Linked DNA regions of Homo sapiens: regions 1 and 3 are each linked to region 2. Evidence: chromatin contacts called from ENCODE Hi-C or POLR2A ChIA-PET data. All regions are on one chromosome and are shown on one strand. Each heading gives the region's core, a stretch centred on a gene start or an enhancer-like site at or near the end of the contact. The rest is flanking DNA. Distances are from core to core; before and after follow the strand shown.

Region 1 (3,782 bases), core at 1,144-3,643, 1.3 Mb before region 2:
GCCTCCCAAAGTGCTGGGATTACAGGCGTGAGCCACCGCGCCCGGCTCAGAATGACCAGCTTTTAATGTGACTCCTTTAACCTGGTGTGCTTTAACAACGATCCTTAAAGCTTCCTGTTTTAGGCAACAGCCATTTACGGGCCAACCAAATAATGCGACCATAATAGAAAATAGGCCTCAGTTGGAGTATCTTGCTCCTCTACCAATAGGAAAGGTCTTTTTCTTTCTCCCACAAAGGTTCCCAAATGTCTTCATTTCACTGTAACTTACTCACCCCCCACCCCACCCCCATTCCTTTTAATAGAGAAGCTAACTCAGTAGAGAGAGTTGGGAAATCCGGAGAGCAGGGAAACCCAGGGGCAGGAAAAGCTTGGCAAGGCCCCTTTCTGGGCCAGGGCTGAGGCCCTGCTGGGAGGCGCCGAAAGAGCACTGGGCGGACACGACATTCCCGATGGCTTCTCGGGTGCCCACTCAACGGGAGTGATCGTGTCATTCCAAAGCGCTTTCCATTCTGAAGGTGCATGACCTGGAGACAACTGCTTAGCAGGGTTGGGAACCCTCAGTCAAACTGAGGACTTCAGATACTCTCATCCACGAAGACGGTTGGGGTGGTTTTTCCCCAGGAAGTAAGAGGGCTATCTTTAGCGAGATGCGGGCTGAGGCAGCCCTGGGGGAGTCACTACCATTGCAGCCCTACCCAGAGGTCCTGGGTCCACCCTCCCTCGCCAATCCTCCCCAGGGTTCCAGAGATGGCCACCAGCCTCGGCTCTCCCACGTCTACACCCATCACCTCCAGCCTGAGGGCGCAACTGAGAGGAACTGAGACCCAAGCAGCTCAGTAAAGTATGTCTGGGGGTCAGGGGCACCCCATCTGGGCCAGGGCGCTGCTCAGGCAGGAGAGCAGGGGACGAAATCCAAGCGCAGCTGGAATGCTCTGGAGACAACAGCTGCTTTTGGGATTCCGTTGCCCGCTGTCCAGCCGTTGGCGGGGGGCGGGGGAGCTCCTGCCCCCAGGTCACTCGCCCTGGGGCCACATCAGAACCCGCCCATCCCCAGTCCCAGGAGGAAGACCCGGGAGTAGGTTGTGAAACGGAGTCTAGAGGGAACAAGACGCTCACCTGGGCCACAGAACAATAGAAGGGGAGGTGGGGGCCTCCCCTGGGACCGGGTCCCGATCCGGATTAGATCCGTGGGGCAGGATTAGCCCTGTTGGTCCCACGAAGCCTGGGCCACTGGTGCGGTGACGGTGGTGGGGCGGGCTTCGGAATCCGTCAGGAGGGAAGCGCGCCCGTGGGGCCGGAGAGGAAGTAAACCCGCGCGTCCACCTCGGGGACACCCCCGCGCTCGGTGGCCTTTGTCCGGTGACGCTGCCAGCGCCCGGAGCACCAGGGGCCGAAGGGGTCCACAGAGCAGCCGCGGGACCCCCGGAAACCCATTGCGACCGGCCCCAGGAGACCCACCACCAGGCTCCCACTGTGCCGAGCTTCCCGCTCGCCCGGCCCCGCGGGTAGCGAAAGCGACAATGTTCCCCTGAGGCCACGACAGAGCCGGCGTGCCGAGATGCCCAAACCCCGCGCGGGGGCCAGCGACTCTCGCGCCAGTAGGCCCTTGACTTGGATCAAGACGGGGGACGGGGGACTCCCAGGACGCGAGCAGAGTGAACGAGGACAAGGTGATGCTCCACGCGCTTCTACTTCAAGTCTGGTCCGGTTCGGCCTGGTCTGGGCCAGCCGAACAGCCACCCAAACACTATCACAGCTTGCCCTTCCGCTTGCTCTGGCTGCCTGCAGACTTGGAGCCATTTTAAGGAGAAACCACCTGGCCACGCCCCCTAGAGAACCCGAGAAGCCAATCCACGCTCGGCCACGCCCCTCTCCGCGCGCTGCGGAGAGGCCAACGGTCGCGCGGGTGACGGTTAGGGCGGGGCGTGCTTCCGCGTCTAGCCGGAGAAACTTGAGCCGGCTGCCCCGCCCACGGTGCCCGAAGCCCCAAAGGCTGGAATTAGGGGCTAGAAGTCTGGCACCCACCGCCTGGCCAGGTGTTCGGGACGCGACCAGGTGGGCGGTCGCCCCGCCCCGGGAGCGCGGCTTAATAGCTGAGAGCCCGGGGGCCAGGCCGCGGCTGCGGCCCAGGCAACGCCCTGAGGGTGGCCACGCTGCCAGGTGTTCCACTCCCCCGGGACTATGGGCAAGGGCCCGGGGCGGGGAGGGCGGCAGGTGCTGACACTGGAGCTGCGCCGGAGGTCGGGGAACTCGGCCTCCTAAGACTGAGGACACTCGCCTGCTGGGCCGGTCGAGCTGTGCGGTGCCCTCCGGGACGCAGGGGGCGCTGCAGCCACGCTGGGTCAGGCTCCGCAGGGCCCTCCCAACCCGGGGACTAACGGCGCCGGTGACGACTTCGCCGCGCGTTGGTCAGCCATGGCCACCGCTCTCGCGCTACGTAGCTTGTACCGAGCGCGACCCTCGCTGCGCTGTCCGCCCGTTGAGCTTCCCTGGTGAGCTTGGACCCCGCGCCCTCGACCATCCAGCCCCCTAGGGCCGGCGACTGCCAGCCCAGCACCTTCCGGCCTCTCGGGCTGCCCGGCCCGGCCCCGCGCCCCTGACCCTTTCCCTCCGCAGGGCCCCGCGGCGAGGGCATCGGCTCTCGCCGGCGGATGACGAGCTGTATCAGCGGACGCGCATCTCTCTGCTGCAACGCGAGGCCGCTCAGGCAATGTACATCGACAGCTACAACAGCCGCGGCTTCATGATAAACGGAAACCGCGTGCTCGGCCCCTGCGCTCTGCTCCCGCACTCGGTGGTGCAGTGGAACGTGAGTCCTGGCCCGCAGTGTGGAAACTGAGGCCCAGAGTCACAGGCCCTCACCCTGCTTGGTCCCTGCAAACTTGGCTTTCCTCTGTCTCCTCCTGCAGTGGATGGAGATGGGGAGAGGCTGCGTGGATTTGTCGTATTAAATGTGCCTCCTCCCTGCACAGGTGGGATCCCACCAGGACATCACCGAAGACAGCTTTTCCCTCTTCTGGTTGCTGGAGCCCCGGATAGGTACTGGGGAAGGGGAGGGAGAACAGAGGTGTTCTGGGCCCCAGAAGGCGACCCCCACTGCAGCCTCTCAACAGAACTGTAGACTAGCCACACCCACCCTTCCCTAGAGATCGTGGTGGTGGGGACTGGAGACCGGACCGAGAGGCTGCAGTCCCAGGTGCTTCAAGCCATGAGGCAGCGGGGCATTGCTGTGGAAGTGCAGGACACGGTGAGTCCCGGGACTGGGGCATGCTGCGGGGAGCACAGGCCTGGCGCTAGACAGGCTGATGCTGGCCTTTTCTTTGCAGCCCAATGCCTGTGCCACCTTCAACTTCCTGTGTCATGAAGGCCGAGTAACTGGAGCTGCTCTCATCCCTCCACCAGGAGGGACTTCACTTACATCTTTGGGCCAAGCTGCTCAATGAACCGCCAGGAACTGACCTGCTGACTGCACTCTGCCAGGCTTCCCAATGCTTTCACTCTTATCTACCCTTTGGCACTTATCTTGCTTATCAACATAATAATTTATACACTTCTCCCATTTTGTATCAGGTGTGTTGCTGGCCAGGAGCTGATGGCTCACTGGGCTCTTGGAGGGGAATGTGAAGAAACCAAGGAGTCACTTTTTCATCTAGATTACTTAGGATTCCTTGACTTTTCAGAAGTCGGGAAGCAGTATGTTTGCCTGTTGTAGACCTACTTGCTCACATGCAGATTTGAGAGGACCTCAACGGCTTTTCTCACAAAATCGCTGATTGTTTT
Region 2 (4,015 bases), core at 741-3,240:
TCCTGCTGGCCCTGCTCATCCACGACATCCCCCCCTGCAAGGCCACCTGGTCAGCACCGCTTCTTGTCCTCAGCCCATGGAGCCCTCACCAAGCCCCTGTCAAACTTCCACCCGCTCTCACCAAGGCTGTCCTCTGCAGTGGTGCTGAGAAGGCTGGGGCATTCACTGGCGGTGCTGCGGGCCTCACTGGCTGCCTCATCGTCACTGGAACCCGAGTCAGCTTGGGCACTGCTCCGGGCACCTGGAGAAGGTGGAATAGGACACTCAACTTGCCTCTACTGATGAGGGATGGCTGGGGGTACCTCACTCGACCTCATAATCCCAAAAGATAGAATGGTGTCCCTCTCAGAGATGAAAAACCAAAGCCAAGGGTCAGTTCAGTAGGGCTGGTGCACTCCTGTGTGTGGGGTCTGTCCAGGGCCAAGGGCTGACATTGGCAAGGTTGGCTGCTGTGGCAGAGTTTTGGACAGGGTGTGATCACCAGGCTGGCCCTACTTCTAAGAACTACTCACACCCCTCATCTGCAGGACAAAGTCCAGCCTGCGCACTGGCCTCTGCTCCCCGCCACCTTTTTTTTTTTTTTTTTTTTTTGAGACAGAGTTTTGCTCTTGTTGCCCAGGCTGGAGTGCAATGACGCCATCTCGGCTCACTGCGACCTCTGCCTCCCGGGTTCCAGTGATTCTCCTGCCTCAGCCTCCCGAGTAGCTGGGATTACAGGCATACGACACCACACCCAGCTAATTTTGTATTTTTAGTAGATAGGGTTTCTCCATGTTGGTCAGGCTGGTCTCGAACTCCTGGCCTCAGGTGATCTGCCTGCCTTGGCCTCCCAAAGTGCTGGGATTACAGGTGTGAGCCACCACGCCCAGCCTGCTCCCATTTTATCTTACTATTCTACCTGCCGGAGCAGCCCAGCCTTCCCTCATTCACTCCACTGCGCTGGGGTCCCTCCAGCTGCCAGGTCTTTGTACAACTTGCTCTCTTCTCCATCCTCTCAGGACTCACCCAGAAGCACTTCCCCCCAGGCCTCCCTGAGTCCTAAGTCTGGGGCTGACACCACTCAGTGAACATGTTCCACACCCTATTAGATGTCCCCCACCCAAAACCCACCATGGTGGTGACCAGTTTAAAGTTGTGCCTAGGTATTTTCCTCCTTCCTGTGCCCGGCCCTCCTCCCTTCCCCCTCAAGAATAAAAATAAATAAATTTGTGCGTGGTAGGCACCCCATCCCAGCAGAGTAAACATATGTGTTTAACGCATTAAGATAGGCTCCTGGTCTAAGCTGATAAGCGAGTCCCAAGACTGCCTCAGGCTCCAGGATACTCAGCTACCTTGTGGAGTCAGGCCTGCCAAGCTGCCAAGGCCCTAACCAGGTAGCTTCCCAACAGAGCCCCCTCCCTCTCTTCACCGGAGCAGGCCAGGACTCCCGCCAACTTCCTTGACCAGTCCAGGAAAGGATCAGGGTTTGGCAAGAGGACTGGCTTCCTGCCCTGTCCGGTGAGTTTGTCCACCCAGCAGGCAACTGAGGCCCGGAGGGGCTGGCCGGGTCACCGCTGGGAGCGCGGACTCCCAACAGGCAGTGGGCAGCGAGCTCAAGTTGGGCACGCACGTGGCCAATGACTGCTGGGGCACGTGCCAGCCTCGGTAGAGTTATGGGAAGCTGCGTGGGGCTGGCCGAGGGGGTTCCCCACCCAGGGCCCTCGAGAACAACCAAGGGGATCCAGCAGGACCCCCGCCCGCCGCTCATACAGCTGTCCCGCGCCCCCCACCCCACTCACCTCCTCCACGGCGCTGACCACCCTTCCGGAGCGTGTTGCCCTTACGGGCGCGAGGCATGCCGGGAACCGGGCGCGGGGGGCGCGGGGTCAGGGACCCGGTGGGTGTGGGCTCCAGGCCAACGAGACGCCGGCCGGTGCGCTGCGCTGAGACTTGGCCAGACGACGGGAGCCACACGCCACGCGCGCCACCATCTTCGCGAGGCGCCCCGCCCTGCCAAACAGGTCGCCGGGAAGGCGAGTTCCAGGCCATCCGATTCAGGCCCACATCCACGAGGCTAAAACTACTAATCCCAGAGGCCTGAGCGCGCAGGCGACGGCGGCTAGCTGCGCGTAGAGCACCATGGGAATGGTAGTCCACGCCTGGGGCCCACCAGCCGACGACGCGCTGGCTGAACTATGCACCCACAATGCCCTGCGCGCGCCCCAGCCCCGCGTCGGGAACAAGTGCACGGTGGTTAACTCCGAAGCGTCCCTCAGTGGAGCACCAAGGCAGGACTGGCTTCTCAGGGCACTTGGCAGCGGGACACTCCAGACGAGACCTACCCCTGCCTGGGTCTGGGGACCATGGGAAGGGCTTAGAGCTTGGGATAACAGGAGCAACAGCCAAACCTCAGGCAGTGGAAAAAAGTGACTTTATGATGAAAGAGTGCAGACAACAGCTTAGCACTTTACCGACCTTCGCCAAGATTTTTTGGGGCCCATCTGCCCGTGCACGGCCCATCTGTGACCTCTCCATGGGCTTAGTGAGGTGTAGGCACAAAGCCCTAGGCTGGCAGCCCTAACTAGCTGGAACCTGACTCTCCCTGGAACTGCTTCCTTGCCATGGAGGACTCACATGATCTCAGAGGGCCTCTGGTTTTATAAGCGTTTTTTCTGGCCCCTTCTACCCCTCAGGGATTCCAAGGGAAGCGGGGTGTGTGCTTGGGAGGGTTGACTGTAAACTGAATAGAGCAAGAGTGGGACAGAGTAGTTCCAGGACTGGAAAAGTGGCAGCAGGGAAAAGAAGAGGCAGTGGCAGGGGCCCTGGCTTTATACTGCTTCTTTAGGCCCAGGCCTGGGCTCCTGGCAGGTGGGGCCAGCCCAGCCCCAGTAACAGTGGCAGCTGAAGGACTTCCAATCTCCAAGGCTGCCGTCTGGCCACAGGTGTAGAAAGGCTTCCATCTGTCCTGGATCTCGCCGGGCACAGCGCCCGTGGCCATGGCACCGCTGGTGACTGCAGGCCATCGCTGCCCTGGTCACATTGATCACATAGGGGCCCAAGGTGTCCACCAGGTAGTCATGGAGATGCCAGCACTCCTCCTGAGGAGAAGGGAAGATATGTGTCAATATGCCTGCTCTATAATCTTGACATGGCCGTCCCCCACCCTGGGACCCCAGCATGTGCTACATGGCAGGCTCAAAGGGGCAATGATCACCTCAGAGCTGGAGAGGCTCAGGTCCCCCCAGAGCACCACGCCGGCTGCCCCTAGTGCTGCACTCACACCAATGGACTGCACAAGGTCATCCTGGAGGCAGAGAGCTGCTAAGCCAGTGCTGGGCTGGCCAGATCCATGTGGGCACACATCCACATTCAAGAAACTCTTCTGGTTCACTGTCACAATCTGATTCTAACTCTACAGTAGGGACTCTCTAGTTTGGTTTGGTTTTAGAGGCGGGGTTTTACTCTGTCATCCAGGCTGGAGTGCAGTGGCATGATCATAGCTCACTGCAGCCTTGAACTCCTGGGATCAAGTAATCCTCCCACCTCAGCCTCCCAAGCAGCTGGGACTACAGGTGCATAACACCTGGCTAATAATTTTTTAGGCTGGGCACAGTGGCTCACACCTGTAATCCCACACTTTGGGAGGCAAAAGCGGGAGAATCACTTGAGCCCAGGAGTTCAATACCAGCCTGGGCAACATGACAAAACCCCATCTCTACAAAAATATAAAAATTAGCTGGGTGTGGTGGTATGCATCTGTAGTCCAGCTATTCGGGAGGAGGCTTAGGTGGGAGGATCACTAGAACCAGGAAGTGAAGGCCGCAGTGAGCTGAGATGGTGCCACTGCACTCCAGCCTGGGCAACAGAGCAAGACTCTGTCTCAAATGTTTTTTTGGTAGAGGTTGGGGTCTCACTATGTTGCCCAGGCTGGTCTCGAACTCTTGGCCTCAAGGAATCCTTCCATCTCAGGCTCCCAAAGTACTGGGATTATAGGTGTGAGACACTCACCCAGCCCAAGTAGGGCCCCTTTGTATCG
Region 3 (2,733 bases), core at 234-2,733, 1.8 Mb before region 2:
CACGTGAGGTGGCTAGGCTGAGCGGATTGTTAGGGTGCAGGCCATGGTGGCACCAGGCCTCAGTCTGCACCCCCCCTCTCTCAGGTGGTCAGAGCGCTCACGGTGATGTTGCACAGACAGTGGCTGACAGTGCGGAGGGCAGGGGGACCCCCAAGGACCGACCAGCAGAGGCGGACAGTGCGCTGTCTGCGGGACACGGTGCTGCTGCTGCACGGCCTATCGCAGAAGGACAAGCTCTTCATGATGCACTGCGTGGAGGTCCTGCATCAGTTTGACCAGGTGATGCCGGGGGTCAGCATGCTCATCCGAGGGCTTCCTGATGTGACGGACTGTGAAGGTAAGCCTGCCAGAGGCCATCCTGCCCAGCCCCCATGGCTTCTTCCAGAGGTTCCCCAACAAGTCAGATTCCTGGGTGTCCCCTCAGCAGGCCCCCGCCCACTGCAGCCTGTTCCAGCACTGGGGCCATTTTCTTTTATCTTCCTGCCTCAGTTCTTCTCCAAGCATATTGGGATGCCTTTTGCATCTATCTGTTGAGTGTGCCTGGCAGAGCCACGGTTTTTCCAGAAATAGCCGTGTCTGAATTGCCTTTGTATCACTTTGTTTGCAGTAGCTGAGGGAGCAGGGCCTGGGTGTGGAAGGGACTGGTTAGTTCCTGCGGACGTTGGGGGAGGAGAGGTGGGACCTGCCCTAGGCCCTGGCACCTTTGGGCCCTCACCAGGAACCTCTCCTTTTTGTCTCAGAGGCAGCCCTGGATGACCTCTGTGCCGCGGAAACCGATGTGGAAGACCCCGAGGTGGAGTGTGGCTGAGGCCCTGAGTGTCCAGCCACATGGTGGCACCAGCACCACTCCTTTCCTTACCACATCAACTGATTAAAGCAGTGACCAGCAGGAACTGCCCAGAGAACTGGCTGGCCTTGTTTCCTGAGTCTGATCTGTTTGGCGGAGTGGGAGGGGTGGAGCAGGACCCGGACCCTGAGTGGCTGGGATCCTTCTTCCTGTCCCTGGCTGTTGCTGAGCCCGTCCCCATGGTAACTGATCTGCCTTGAGGAAGGAGCCCTGCCCTGCCTGTGGAATTGTCCTGAGTCATTGCTTTGGGCTGGGGCCATGGGAAGAAACCATTGTGTGGCAGGGAAGGAGGTGGCTCTTGGCCCAGGCCTAAACCAGGAAAGCCTGGGAAACTGGGACCCACAGGTGGGCATGAAAGGGCCGCAGCAGGGGCTCCCAGCAGTGTGTAAGACCGGGAGCTGGTCTGGCACCACTGCCCTGGTCCTTCCAGCTGCCTGTCACTGGTATGATGGCCCCGGTGCATTGTGCCACCAGCAGGCCACAGCTGTGGATCTTGGAAGGCCTCTGGGGTCCCCCGGGAGCAGGGGAGTGGGTGTGGGGGGGAACGGATGGTGGTGAGAGGGACAGACCAGGCAGGCTGACGAGCAGGGCGGGCCTGGCTCACGTGGGCCTGTAGGCGGGCCCACGCCAAGTTTCACTTCCCGCCACTGCTGCCAGCGAGAGCCGCGGGAGAGTGTGCAGCCGAGTCACTACTGCCTGCCTGCCTGCCTGCTACGGTGAGTGTGGCCCCCACAATGGGATGGCGCAGGGCAGGAGGGCCATGGGTTCCCCCACCCCAGACTAAGGGGGCACTAGGGGAGGGGCCGAGTCATGTGAAGAGGGAGACCCTCTCAGACAGTCGAATGTGCTGGTCCCACTAAGGAAACCACCTCACCCTCTCCAACTTCCTGCCTGAAAATGGGCCCTGGAGCTCGCAGACAGGGCAGGATTGTGCAGGGAAGGCCTGAGATGTGCTTCTGCCCACCCCCTACCCCACTCCCTCCCCTTCGGATCTTAACACTGGGCACTCACACACCCACCCCATGCTCCTCTCCAGGCTCAGCAGCAGGTACGTACCCAACCATGGGCTCGCAGGCCCTGCCCCCGGGGCCCATGCAGACCCTCATCTTTTTCGACATGGAGGCCACTGGCTTGCCCTTCTCCCAGCCCAAGGTCACGGAGCTGTGCCTGCTGGCTGTCCACAGATGTGCCCTGGAGAGCCCCCCCACCTCTCAGGGGCCACCTCCCACAGTTCCTCCACCACCGCGTGTGGTAGACAAGCTCTCCCTGTGTGTGGCTCCGGGGAAGGCCTGCAGCCCTGCAGCCAGCGAGATCACAGGTCTGAGCACAGCTGTGCTGGCAGCGCATGGGCGTCAATGTTTTGATGACAACCTGGCCAACCTGCTCCTAGCCTTCCTGCGGCGCCAGCCACAGCCCTGGTGCCTGGTGGCACACAATGGTGACCGCTACGACTTCCCCCTGCTCCAAGCAGAGCTGGCTATGCTGGGCCTCACCAGTGCTCTGGATGGTGCCTTCTGTGTGGATAGCATCACTGCGCTGAAGGCCCTGGAGCGAGCAAGCAGCCCCTCAGAACACGGCCCAAGGAAGAGCTATAGCCTAGGCAGCATCTACACTCGCCTGTATGGGCAGTCCCCTCCAGACTCGCACACGGCTGAGGGTGATGTCCTGGCCCTGCTCAGCATCTGTCAGTGGAGACCACAGGCCCTGCTGCGGTGGGTGGATGCTCACGCCAGGCCTTTCGGCACCATCAGGCCCATGTATGGGGTCACAGCCTCTGCTAGGACCAAGCCAAGACCATCTGCTGTCACAACCACTGCACACCTGGCCACAACCAGGAACACTAGTCCCAGCCTTGGAGAGAGCAGGGGTACCAAGGATCTTCCTCC

Evidence for each region. A loop is a pair of places that touch in the nucleus more often than their neighbours do. ChIA-PET counts read pairs that join two places held with the same protein, here RNA polymerase II (POLR2A). Pooled maps may share reads with other maps.
Region 1: a pooled map shows a loop between it and region 2 (9-fold over the local background). The contact joins the promoter of NDUFAF3 here to the promoter of IFRD2 in region 2. A Hi-C loop is called at or near these places in 1 of 168 maps with a recorded cell type or tissue (naive thymus-derived CD4-positive, alpha-beta T cell), 1 of 37 single-sample maps with no recorded cell type and 8 of 50 pooled maps.
Region 3: a loop to region 2 is called in a pooled map, with 4 times the contacts of the local background. The contact joins the promoter of TREX1 here to the promoter of IFRD2 in region 2. A Hi-C loop is called at or near these places in 1 of 168 maps with a recorded cell type or tissue (naive thymus-derived CD4-positive, alpha-beta T cell) and 7 of 50 pooled maps. POLR2A ChIA-PET finds 5 or more read pairs at or near these places in 1 of 52 experiments (GM12878).

The regions. Positions count from the first base shown.
Region 1 is chr3:49,019,728-49,023,509 of GRCh38, forward strand. NDUFAF3 (NADH:ubiquinone oxidoreductase complex assembly factor 3) reads left to right here and starts at 2,394. Exons shown (of 5, transcript NM_199069.2): 1 at 2,394-2,494; 2 at 2,619-2,811; 3 at 2,975-3,041; 4 at 3,149-3,249; 5 at 3,329-3,768. The coding sequence starts at 2,418. The coding sequence ends at 3,445. MIR425 (microRNA 425) reads right to left here and starts at 507; the gene lies at 421-507. It overlaps MIR191 (microRNA 191), which reads right to left and starts at 982; the gene lies at 891-982. It also overlaps a transcript of DALRD3 not described here. RefSeq lists an enhancer at 1,481-2,250 and silencers at 1,766-1,968, 2,005-2,194, 2,415-2,514, 2,555-2,674, 2,735-2,784.
Region 2 is chr3:50,290,439-50,294,453 of GRCh38, forward strand. IFRD2 (interferon related developmental regulator 2) reads right to left here and starts at 1,991. Exons shown (of 12, transcript NM_006764.5): 1 at 1,779-1,991; 2 at 122-241; 3 at 1-34. The coding sequence starts at 1,836. It overlaps HYAL3 (hyaluronidase 3), which reads right to left. Exons shown (of 4, transcript NM_003549.4): 3 at 3,194-3,283; 4 at 2,394-3,077. The coding sequence ends at 2,808. RefSeq lists a silencer at 1,700-1,909 and enhancers at 2,290-2,479, 2,870-3,425.
Region 3 is chr3:48,464,747-48,467,479 of GRCh38, forward strand. It overlaps TREX1 (three prime repair exonuclease 1), which reads left to right and starts at 1,484. Exons shown (of 2, transcript NM_033629.6): 1 at 1,484-1,563; 2 at 1,884-2,733. The coding sequence starts at 1,910. It overlaps ATRIP (ATR interacting protein), which reads left to right. Exons shown (of 13, transcript NM_130384.3): 12 at 85-337; 13 at 741-2,733. The coding sequence ends at 808. ATRIP-TREX1 (ATRIP-TREX1 readthrough) reads left to right here. Exons shown (of 15, transcript NR_153405.1): 13 at 85-337; 14 at 741-1,563; 15 at 1,884-2,733. RefSeq lists enhancers at 710-799, 1,412-2,293, 1,880-2,079, 2,294-2,733.